Regions from separate parts of the Homo sapiens genome. Here region 1 is linked to region 2. Evidence: chromatin contacts called from ENCODE Hi-C or POLR2A ChIA-PET data. All regions are on one chromosome and are shown on one strand. Each heading gives the region's core, a stretch centred on a gene start or an enhancer-like site at or near the end of the contact. The rest is flanking DNA. Distances are from core to core; before and after follow the strand shown. Region 1 overlaps LOC105373262 (a long non-coding RNA gene). Region 2 has its middle 100 kb from the start of ZBTB18.

Region 1 (5,786 bases), core at 2,207-4,706, 76 kb after region 2:
CCTTCTAGCCACTGAGAGCCGATCTCCCAGCCTGAGTCTCCCTATTCTTTTCCAGGGGCTGAATTGTGATTCACCTGGAGGGTTGGCTGCTTGGAAGTCAAGACTCTGTAAACCAGGGTCCCAGACGCTTTGTGGGAAGGAGTGGCGTTCCTTCTCCTGAGTCCTGGTGATCCTAGAGTGGTCTGGGGAGAGATGTATCGACCTATCTGTGCCAGGCTCAGCTGCGTGCCTGGCCGAGTAAGGACAAGATTGGAAGCCACTGCTCCTTTCTGGGATTTTGTGGAAAATATCTCACTGTTTCCCTTTATGCAGCCCAGAGTGCCCTAAACACCTTGATAGTGGAAAAGGTGGGCTAAGCATCTCGTATGTCCCTCTGGCTAGCTCATATCTTGGAAGGAACAAAAATCAATAGAGATCTGATGTCCAGCTTGCCCGGAACAACTCTGGAAGGAGTTTCCGAAGGCAACAGTAAAGGAAGCTTTGCAGGTTTGTTAGGATGATGAAGAAGAGGGACCCAAGGGGGGCCTCATTCTACCCCATCAGAAACCAAAGTCCTCAGGGAAGGAGGGAGAGCCCGGAGGTACCTGGGCTTATCCTCTGCTTCTGCCTTCTCTGTGGTCCCTCTCGTCACCGAGGGGGCTCTGCAGACTCTTCACTGAGGCCTGCCTGGGCTGCCATCTATGCCCACGGGGAGATTCTACCTGGATTAAGTAGAGAGCTTCTAAGAGCTGCTCTGTATGTTTTCAAGAGAAAAGCAAGCATGTGGTAGAAAACATGGAGAATATGTCTCATAAACAGGATCAGGGGAAGGGCAGGGGGAGAGAGAATGGTGATTAGCTGCCTGTGTCTTGCCAATTATTATATGCTCTGTTTATGTTTTCAGCAAGTGATTTTCCATTCCTGGTGAAGTGGCCGCAGTGAGGGTCACCGGGACTATCCCTCAGGCATCAGGAAAAATACAGACCCAAACAGAAGCAGTGTCTGCCCACGGGCCAGCAAGTGCCGAAATATCACGGGTCCTGTTCTGATGAGGGGATCTCCTCCCTTAGGTATTTTTAAACATGCTTGTAATCCTTTCAGAGCTGAACATGAGGACTTGGGTGATGCCTGATCAGCCAACGTCTGTCTGAAATGGGACCGTGTGGGCACTCCTCCCCTGTCTGCTGGGACACTGTCCTCACCTGGAGTTACTACCCTTTAAGATGCTAGCCTGGTTGACAGCAAAGGTGGAAATATTGTCCATTCCTCAGGGCAGCCTGACTTGATTTCCCCAGACAAGCTTCTCCCAACACAGCACACTTTTCCTTCATAGGACTTAGTACCATTATAACCAACCAATTAATTAAATTGGGTGCTTATCCATTTAACCTTTGCCTCTGTGCTGTGTTATAAACTTTTAGAAGGGAGACCTGTCCATCCAGTTTATCTCTGGCTACTAGAACAGAGCCTGGTGCCCAGTAGTTGTCCAGTGCCTACTTGCTGGATGAATGACTGAACAAATGAATGGCATTATGGCCCAAGAGGACACTGCTACCTGGAGAGAAAGGATGCAGGCCCTGAGCCCACGGCTGTTCACTTATCCCCATTCTGAATGGCACAGCAAGAGCAAAGGCTTAGGAATCCTACAGACTAGGATTCAAATCCCACTTCTGCCCTTTACCAGCTGTATGATGTTGGGAGAGTTTTCCTGTCTCCGTTCCTCAGTGTTCCTATCTGTGAAGTCAGGGAGAGTGACAGCGGCCACTTCAATGACTTGTTGGTATAAGGTGCTAAGCACAATATCTGGCACACAGCAGGCGCTCAATAAACATCAGTTTCCTTCGAAGGTCCAGAAGGGAAAATAAATTGCACACTGGCAATAACTGTAGAAGGGTAGTTGAGAGGGTTTTAGCTAGAGAGGCGGCCCTTCTGGGAGAGACATCCAGCTTAGCATGTAGAGGATATCTAGATTAGCAAGTACAGGACATCTAGCTTAGCATATATAGGTCACGCATGAGCCAGGCCTAGAACTGGGGAAGATTGTAGCAAGAGCATTCTCACCTGTCCAGCCCAGTTAGTGGGGAACAAACTCCTTGAAAGAGATGAGGCTGGGTGGAGTCTTTTAAAATATGCACAAGAAGGATACAGAGCAGACGATGCTCATTTCACAAAGTTTGCAAACCCAGAAAGACAACCGCTAGTCTCCATGTCCAAAGCACAGAGCTTGGCTGGGCCTTAGCCCTCTGGGATCCCCATGGTACTCTTCTTCCTACAAGCCTTGCTGTGACCTGGGTAGTTCCAACTCCCAGACTCAGGAGAGACAAGGAACAGGGGGATGGGGCAGGAGGGGGAGGTAGGAAGAGAAGGCGAGGCATGGGCACATTAGCAGGGAGCCAAGCAGGACAAGGGGTCAGAAGAAGGGTGGAGAGAGGATGCAAAGGATAGGTCTGAGGCTGGGGAGTGACATGTGACGTGGAGCTGGACGTGTCATGTGTGATCATGCATCCATCTTTTTTCTTTTAAGAGATGAGGTCTTGCTCTGTTGCCCAGGCTGGAGTGCAGTGCCATGATAACAGCTCACAACAGCTTTGAACTCCTGGGCTCAAGTCATCCTTCTGCCCCAGCCTCCCCACGAGCTGAGATTACAGGTGCACTCCACTATGCTGGACTAATTTTCTTTGTTTGCGGCAGAGATGGAGGTCTCACTATGTTTCCCAGGCTGCTCTCAAACTGCTGGCCTCAAACAATCCTCCTGCCTCAGCCTCCCAACATGCTGGGATTATTAGACACGCATCTGTCCTTTAAATATGCATATTCTCTGTCCTTAAAATAGGGCTGGGAGCAGCTGTGGCAGTGAGAATACCGTCCCACTCATCCACCCACTCACTCCTTCGCTCCCTTAGCAGGCAGTTATCAAATCTTCACTTCATGCAGACAACGTGTTGGGGACAGAATGATGGGCAAAGCAGACAGTCCATAGCCTCCAGAGAGTCCACGGCGGGAGAAAACCCTCCATATAACAGTCCTAGCTGCATAGACGCTCCATCCGGCAGGTGCTAAGAAGGGAAAGGAGAGGGGCTTCCAGCGGGCACGGGCTGGAGAGTCCACCCCCAGTCTCCCCTGCTGCCACCTTTCTTCGGTGACTTCACTGTCCTGAATGGCCAGGCCTCTTCCTCCCTGAGGAGGGAAAAAGAGCAGAAAACCAATGATCTGTGTGATATCTGGACACTGGTGATATCTGGGCCTCAGACCCAGAACAGCTGGGCCAGGCTTCAATGACAGGGGTCCAGGGATATGGCCCAGGAGCCCGGTGAGTTTCTGCCCCGTCCCACCTTCCCCAGGTGGGAATAACAAAAGTAACGCTGCTTCCCTGAGTGCTTCATGGAGTCCTCACAGACGAGGGCTGGTGGATCAGGAGTTACATACTCCATTTCATAGATTAGGAAACTAAGACCAGACAGGGCAAGAAACCTGGCCAAGGTTTCACAATTGCTCAGAGGTGAAGTTGGAAGCTGACTCAACAGCCCAGTGGCCTCCTATCCCCGGGTGCGCTGCCTCCGGACCTGGCTTCCTGGGGCCCTGGCCAGTTTGCTTGGAGGTTTCCCAGACGCCCTGTTCGCCCTCCCAGCCAGCCACAGCCGAGTCCTGGGTGAGCCCATGAGAAGAGGCCCCAGGACCCTCTAAAGCAGGCACTGGGGGAGACCCAAGCAGAGTCAAATGCTGAGCTCTTGGCCGGGGGGCAGGAATCTCCAGCTCCCTCCTCCCTTTTGGCAGCAACAAGTGTGAGGGTTCCCCTCCCCCCGACCCCTATCCATTGTAGCAGGGCGCTGCAGAGCAGCTGGCAAACACAGAACCAAACACCTGTGTGCCAGATATTACAGCTGCATGTGTGAAACGCGATCCGTCTGCAGCGCCTGTCACATGGCGGGTCCAGTTGTTGCACTCGGGGCGGGTTGGAAAAGGAACCATGGGAGAGAACTTTCAGTGGCAGAATTTCAAAGCTCAGGCACCCACCGTCCCCTTCCTCCCACCCCCAGCATTTTATTCGCTCCTCTTTTTTGGCACTCGGCATTTCCGGCTGAGTTTGCCTTTCACTAATTCCCCAGCGGTGACAGTGCTGGGAGTTGAATCCTCCGCAGGGTGACACACACTGCACGACAATAATACAGCTACTTAGCGTGCTCCGAGGGCTCTTCATCTTCAAAGCAGTTGTTTCACGACTTGCTCCAAGGGCTGCACATCTGGCGGAAACGTTTGTGGATCCCGGGTTGGTGGGGTGCCTTCAAAGCTGGGGTGCCTGGAGGACACCCAGAGACATCCTGCAGTTGGGCTTAGCACCTCCTCCCTGGTGAGGTCTCATCCCCGTCGCTGCCAGTGTGTCTATTCCAAAGTCTCGGGCTCTTCACCTGCTTCGCAGAGACATGTTCGTTTTCTGCCAGAATCACTTTCAGGGCTTTGGTTGATGTCACCAATTAGCCTGCATATGGAAAAGGGGGAAAAATAGGACATTTCACAGGTGCTAAAGAGGGTGGGAAGGGGAAGGAGACAAGAAGAAAGGAACCAGTTGTTTCCGGATATTAACTCACAGAAGGTCTTTCCCCAGAAGGTGGCTTTCCCCAGAAGTGGGATAAAAGATTTTCACCCACTACCAGCTAGGAGGCATTTACCATGGTGGAACAGAAAAGAGGAAATAAAATCCAAAATAGAAAAGCATACCTCAAATATATCCACCTGACCTGAATACCACAAACTCCGTGAGACCTCAAATTTCTTGGGGTTTTGGACTAGCCAGGAAATAGGAGATTGTTATTACATGTAAGAGACACCTGTCTATCAAAACCAAGTGCTTTACACAAGTTATCCTGTTTATTCATCAATCAATCAAGTAACATTTATTCAGTCAATCCTCACTACAACCTTTTGTGGTAGTTTCTATTATTACTCCCAATTTACAGGGAAAAAAGTCAAGGTTCAGGAAATTAAGTGAAATTTAGTGAATTTGTGAAAGGTCCTCTAGATAGTAAGTTGGCAGAGAAAGATCTGAGACCAGAACAGAGATCTGGACCCCAAAGTGAATGAATGCACCAGAACTCTGGTTGGTTCTCCCCACGGTCCTAAAACACTAGGCTTGGGTGACGTCAGCGGGGGAGAGGGCCAAACGCAGATTGACGCACCACCCGACATGCTCAAAGGAGAAACCTCAGATTCATATTTTCCAAAGTTCTCACCTGTCTCTCCTCAACTTTCCCTTCAACTAAACACAAAACACATCATGAAATCCCATCTCTACTAACAAAATACAAAAAATTAGCCGGGCATGGTAGCGCACGCCTGTAGTCCCAGCTACTCAGGAGGCTGAGCTGGGAGGATCACCTGAGCCCAGGAAGTAGAGGCTGTGGTGAGCTGAGATAGCACCACTGCACTCCAGCCTGGGTAACGAGAGTGAGACCCTGTCTCAAACAAACAAACAAACTAACTAAATAAATAAATAAAAACAAATAAACAGATAAATAAATAAAATTGTAATTCCAGAAGTCATTTTATACGAACCCAAATTAGTTTTTTTACCTTTTCACTTTGAAAAAAAATTACATGGAAACTATGTCTGTTTGCCCCATCGTCCCCCTTCCTGCACGTCATCACCACCGTCAGCCCTGTTGCCACAAAAGGTGGCACTTTCTTGGTCCTGTACAGAATGTAATTTTCACTTGCCCCTGGAAAATCAATATGGAAAGGCTCTAATTCCCCAGATCTCGATTTTTCAATAAAAAAGTGAAAATGAAACTCTGCGGGATTGCAGCCAAAAT
Region 2 (5,990 bases), core at 3,250-5,749:
CCACCTCCTCTTCACTATGACTAAACAAAGATATATATATATATGTAACGTGAAAGTGAACCAAGTGCCGTATCTCTGGAAAGCCCACACTGCTGAGAAAATGGCAAATAGGCCTCCTTTCTCTTTTAACTGAGAGTGTGGAGAGTGAGGAACATCAGAAATTCTGAGTTTTGTTTGCTTTCCCACAAGGCCAGTGGGGACAGCTGTTGGTTTTAATTCACATCTTGGCCCAGATAAATATTTTCTCTATGGAGAGTACAACCAGAATTTTCCAGAAGTTTCACATTGGGTAGGTGCTTTCCGGTGGTCAGGCCTCCCTGCCCCCCAGAGAATGGCTTCTGTGCGGATAGCTCCATCTGGAACAGGACTAGCCCTCAATAAGCACCAAATTGAGGGTACAAAGGAGTTCAGGGACCCCCTTGTGTGCCCTGGCTCCGCTTGGTGGCCCCCTTACTTCCTGTTTCTAAAAGGAGGCTCCAAAATACCAGGGGTCTCACAACCTGATGCAGCTACTGATTTCAGATTCTGATTTACTCTTAAGATTTGTAATTATGTCTGAATATGTTTTATGGAATTTGTCATTGGCTTATGTCTACTTAATTTAAACAGCCCATAGCCCCTTGTTCTTGTCGTATGTGAAGTAACAGTACTGTTTCAATGAATTGTGATGAGGTCAGTTACTTTAGAAGGCCAGGAATTACGGGCAGAGCAGACGCCCCAAGGATCCTTCTCTCATGGGCCATAAAATTGTCAGAAACACAAAAATACTAAAGCACAATATTAACATGATCATAAATAAAGATTCAAAGATGATTGTGATAAAGAACAGAATGCCTTATAGGAACTTTTGCAGTCTCTATAAACCAGAGCATCATAAAATCATAATCTGGCAATAAACGTGAGAGGCCACATTCACTCTGAGGTTAGAAGTCACATGTCCCTTGTGATATCAAACCTGCCTATAATTTTTATTTTTAAAATGTTACTATAAATCAGAGCATCATAAACCTGGCAATAAACTTGAGGAGCCAGTTTTCATGTGCGACTAGGAGTCAGAATTCCCCAGCAATAGAAAAAAGTTATTTTTTTATAATTTATATTTTTTAAACATAATACCCAAGTAATTATTATACTGAATGTATTTGACAAATGTCTACATGAAACATTAGAGTTAAATTACTCATCAGCCTTACATTATAATACCATTTAAAATGTTTCAGACTTAGTATGACTTTTAATCATTCGGTTGACATAATTCGCAAAGGAATTATTTTTCTTCTTATTGTTTTGAGAGCTGCTTATAACATTCGAAGAGATGTGTAGAATCTCAGGTCTAAAGTCCGCACTCCCCTGACAACCTTCCTCCTATTTGTAGCTTTTAAACTGACACCCTTGCCTACATTTTAGAAGGTTCTTTTTTAAAAAATAGAGAGAGATGAGAGGAGATTTACTAAGGAAATTGGCTATCATGATTATGGAGGCTGAGAAGTCCTACAACAGACCATCTGCAGCTGGAGACCCTGGGATGCTGGGTTCATGGCTCAGTACAAGCCTGAAAGTGTCAGAACCAGGGAAGCTGATGGCGTAACTCAGCCTGAGGCCCAAGGGTGAGAATCTGGGGTGGCTGATGTGAGTTCTGGAGTCCAAAAGCTAAAGAGCCTGGAGTTCTGATGTCCAAGGACTCTTAGAAGCTGGACCGTGTACTAGGCTACCAGGGATGTATCAGTGAACAGGACAGACATGGTTCTAGTTCTCATAGGGTGGGAAAGATATTGTCCAAGTAATTACACAAATAATTACCTAATTACAAATCTGTATGTATGATTTAAGGAAGACATACAGGGCACTGTGAGAGTGCAGGAAAGGGCACCCTCACTAAGCCTGAGAAAGCAGAAAGAAGTGACTTTTAAGCTAAAGGAGATGACCTGCAAAAGGAGTGTGAACACATCTGGCTCCTGAATGTTCCTTAGAAGATGACGACTTTTTCCTCCTACCCAACCCTAATACAGCTGTCATTCAGAACTTTCTGTTCTCACTTCAAGCAACAACATAGAATATCTACCTACAGATACTTGTTTAAAAATTCAGCCAAAACTTGAGCACTTTTGAAACTTGATGAAGGCATCAGATTTTGAATAATACTTATTTTCTCTACCTGTCAATCTGTCACCCTTTGTCCCACTCATTTGTGTATAACCTCTCACTGCCTAATATCTCTTACCAGGATTTCTGCAGCCACCTCCTTGCCTTCAGTCTTGTCAAAGGAATTGTCCCCACTGCTATCTGGGCATTCTCAGTAAAACCTGAATTTAGCCAAGAGGTTTCCATTCTTTGCCAGCTCCTACTCATCAGGCTGGGTTAGATAGCCTTCATCAACAGCATCTCTGCATATTTCTTTCATTGTCTTCAGTGGGGCACACTGGTGTCATTAGCATTGTTTTGATTGTATGTACAGCGTCAGGCAGGCAAAGGCTTAGGAAATACTCGAAATCCACAAGTTGGTGTTCACTTATCTCAAGAGTCAAAGAGAGACAAATCCAGCTAAGACAGTGGAGGGAGTTGGTTACGTCTTGGTGGGAATTGCAGATTTCAGAGAGTGGACAGAAAATTAAATAATGATAGGATTTAAGTCTTGGAACATGGACGAGTGACCAATCCCTTTATCAAGTTTTGGTGTACCTGTTAGAGTAACAATAAAGACACCTCATTTTGTCTCATCATGGTTGCAGCAAGAATCAAGTCCTAGGTCTTAAAGAAACTTCCATAAACTTGTTTGGGTTAGGATAACAAAATTTTTTTGAGTGGATAAATTAAAAATGTTTTTTTAAACTTTGGGACGATATAGCATTAAATATTTAAATTTTAAAATAAATCAAACCAATAAATTAAGACTTTAGGCTAAATTTGGGCAGAGTAAGTATATGTTTGCTGTATTTGGATTTTGGAATACTTAAGAAAAATGGGCACATTTCAATGTGTAACAGAATACCATTCTAATTTCACATTTCAGTTTAAAATGTGAAATGGAGGTAATCAATTTGACTTACGATTCTAAGTTGAAAAACATAAGAGAATATTACCAAAATTGTAAACAATATACAAAAAGTTTAAAGAGGCTTAAGAACCATTGTATGAAAAAGTTCCCTTTTTATTAGATTTAAGAGAGCAGTGTAGATACTTGGGAAACTTTTGTTTATTAATCAGATAATTGAAGCATTTTTAAAAAGAAGCAGAATATATTATTTTTATAAATACAATTTTAAATATTTAAAGTAATTTAATTAAGAAGTAAAAGGACTCTTAAAAGTAGTTGGAAAAATGTATTCGATGTTTAAATAGAATAATAAGAGTTGTGAGTTGAACCTAAACTTGAGGAAAAATTAGATTTTAAGCTTGGGAATTTTTAATTTTGATAAATCAGGTATTAATTTTTAAGCCCCTAAAGTTCCTACACGGACCGGAAAAATCAAATTGAAAATGGCAATTATCGGTGGTTTATCAACCTTCCCTTTTATATTTTATCTTGAAGATAAGGGTCAAGTCTCACCAAAATGGTAATTTTTTGATTAATATGGCTTTTTCATCCACTGTTTCACCTCTTTCATCAGCTGGCTGACCTCCTGTTTTATTCTGCATTTATATAGAGCAGGATTGAATATTAAATTACTATCATTTTTCTCGTTTTATTCAGGCAGGCTGAATTTTCTAGACCACACAAGTGGTCTAGAAACGAGCTTGTTTTAAAAATTTGGCTCAGAACTTGTGGCAAATATTTTCAATTCAACGTGCTATAAATATAATTCTTACTGCCTGGCACAATCCCATGGGAGCAGTTTGTGTGCTGAAGCCTATAGCAGACATAGAGTCCACGGACATTGTTTTATCTACCTTGTAAGCTCAGCCCATTTGCTGGATTGGGAAATAAAAAGGACTGAGTTTATCTTCCAGCCTTCTTCATTTAAGTGTCCTATATAGTCAATGATTTACACACTGTGCTCCTGTAGAAACGCTGGGGTCCTACCAACCCATTGTTCACAGACAGCAAATTCTGACTTGTTTTTCAGTAGAAGTGACACCCTGCCGTCAGTTCAACCGTCCCTTTCTTGTCCTGTCTCCCCCTGTGATCATCAGAGGCTCACATTTATGAGCCTTCTGGAGTCACAGAACAAGTGTGTGCAACTAACCAGCCCACCTGGACGTCAGACTTGCCTCGTGACCTTGGCTCAGGTTATGCTTAACAACTGGCAGAAAGGTAACTGCCAGAGCCGAGCTGGACATAACACACGATCCACAGCCCACAGCCAGGCGTGGCTTCAGCAGCCCCTGGACCCTGAGGGCATGGGGCCCATGCCGGGCTTTGTGGGCAGGATGTGTGCAGGGGGCCGGCAGCTGCTTTGTGCCAGCACAAGTGGGACAGCTGCAATGAATGGGCCAAAGAGCCACCTCAAAGGCACACTGTGCCCAACTTCAAACACACGGCCTTGCTGCGGACAGCTGAGGAACAGCAGCAGCGGCGGCAGCGGCAGTAGCAACAAACAGGCCGCCTGGGCCCAGCTTTAGGAGGGAGGGAGGGAGGGACTCCCCACTGTGCAGGGCAGCCCGCTGGCAGCGTTGGACAATGCCCAGTCCACAGCAGCTGCAACCGCCGGCCAAAAGCGATCTGCACATGCGATCCGACTGACCTCAGCTCAGTCAGAGTAAGGGACATCGATCTCTAAGGTCCCACCAGATTGTATCTGTAACGGGCGTACAGGCGATGTTGCTATGTTCTGGTTCTACCTACCTCCATTAGAATGTTTTCCGAATCTGCTAAGGACCACCGATAGGACCCCAGCTATGGAGCTGTCAGCGTAAATATAGAGGCTGGTTACATGGGCTCCTCAAACTCTCCCACCGTATAACCCTGCTTGATTCATTCCTGTTTCTTTCCCCGACGCCAGTGTCTCCAGGAGGAGTGGGCATCACAGGCGGCTGCGTGCTTATTACCCCCTCTTCCTGCCGTGTAGGGGTGGTGGAAGTTGTTGGGATAAGGCACACAGATGCTCCACCACTGAGGACGTCCTTTGATTGAATTGTATTAGTTCTCTCTAAATGGGTACTCCCCTTGCATCCTGTGCGTTACCATGCTGTTTATATTAACACCCAGCACTCAGCTCATCCATGATGAACGCTCAGAGAAAAGTGGGTGGGCTCAAACATAATTCGATCACTAAGAGCGAATGTTTAAGAGAGGCTGATACACTAATCGCTTAGTGATACACACACACCCCCCACCAGATGTTTGAAAGGAAAAAAGATTTTTGACTTCTCCCAAGGGATTGAGAAATAAATGTATGGGCAAGAGGTGTCTAGTCTACATATGCAGTTGCTGATATTATTCCACGACTAGTTTTCTTATTCATTTTTGTCACTATTGTTCTCACTTTGTTTTAAGGCCCCTCCCTCACCCTCTACCCACTGCCTTTTGTTCCCAGCCATACTGTACAACAATCTGAAAGTTTCAGGAGCATCTTACTTTACCTCTATGCCTGTGTCTAGTTCACCCTCGGTAAGGAGTAGGTTAATGGTCTGTTGTTAGAACTCAGAGACATAACACACTGCTGTTCTTCAGAAATTTTAGATGCAGAAGAGTTGGTTCCCAACAGTGAGAGCTAAGGGGTACTGCTCTGGGTTTCTTTTTCTTTCTTTCTTTCTTTCTTTCTTTCTTTCTTTCTTTCTTTCTTTCTTTCTTTCTTTTTCTTTCTTTTCTTTCTTTCTTTCCTTCTTTCTTTCTTTCTTTCTTTCTTTCTTTTTCTTTCTTTTCTTTCTTTCTTTCCTTCTTTCTTTCTTTCTTTCTTTCTTTCCTTCCTTCCTTCTTTCTTTCTTCTTTCTTTCTTTTTCTTTCTCTCTCTCCTTCCTTCCTTGTTTCTCTCTTTCTTCTTTTCTCTCTTTCTCTCTCTCTCTCCCTCTCTTTTCCCTCCCTTCCTCTCTTCCTCTCTCCCTTCCTTTCT

Evidence for each region. Hi-C counts contacts between places; a loop is a spot of excess contacts on that map. ChIA-PET counts read pairs that join two places held with the same protein, here RNA polymerase II (POLR2A). Pooled maps may share reads with other maps.
Region 1: a map of gastrocnemius medialis shows a loop between it and region 2 (6-fold over the local background). The contact joins two enhancer-like sites. A Hi-C loop is called at or near these places in 5 of 168 maps with a recorded cell type or tissue (MCF 10A, PC-3, endothelial cell of umbilical vein and 2 more) and 2 of 50 pooled maps. POLR2A ChIA-PET finds 5 or more read pairs at or near these places in 2 of 52 experiments (MCF 10A and activated CD4-positive, alpha-beta T cell).

The regions. Positions count from the first base shown.
Region 1 is chr1:244,227,820-244,233,605 of GRCh38, forward strand. LOC105373262 (a long non-coding RNA gene) reads right to left here. Exons shown (of 3, transcript XR_949343.3): 3 at 2,929-4,456. Among named protein-coding and RNA genes, the nearest start is that of SPMIP3, 120 kb to the right of the region's middle. Within about 2 kb of position 3,457, at least 6 of the 41 ENCODE cell types and tissues checked have a DNase peak (open chromatin) inside an H3K27ac peak, as active enhancers do; they include gastrocnemius medialis and psoas muscle, where a contact is called at or near this core.
Region 2 is chr1:244,150,857-244,156,846 of GRCh38, forward strand. No RefSeq gene overlaps it. Among named protein-coding and RNA genes, the nearest start is that of ZBTB18, 100 kb to the left of the region's middle. Within about 2 kb of position 4,500, at least 3 of the 41 ENCODE cell types and tissues checked have a DNase peak (open chromatin) inside an H3K27ac peak, as active enhancers do; they include gastrocnemius medialis and psoas muscle, where a contact is called at or near this core.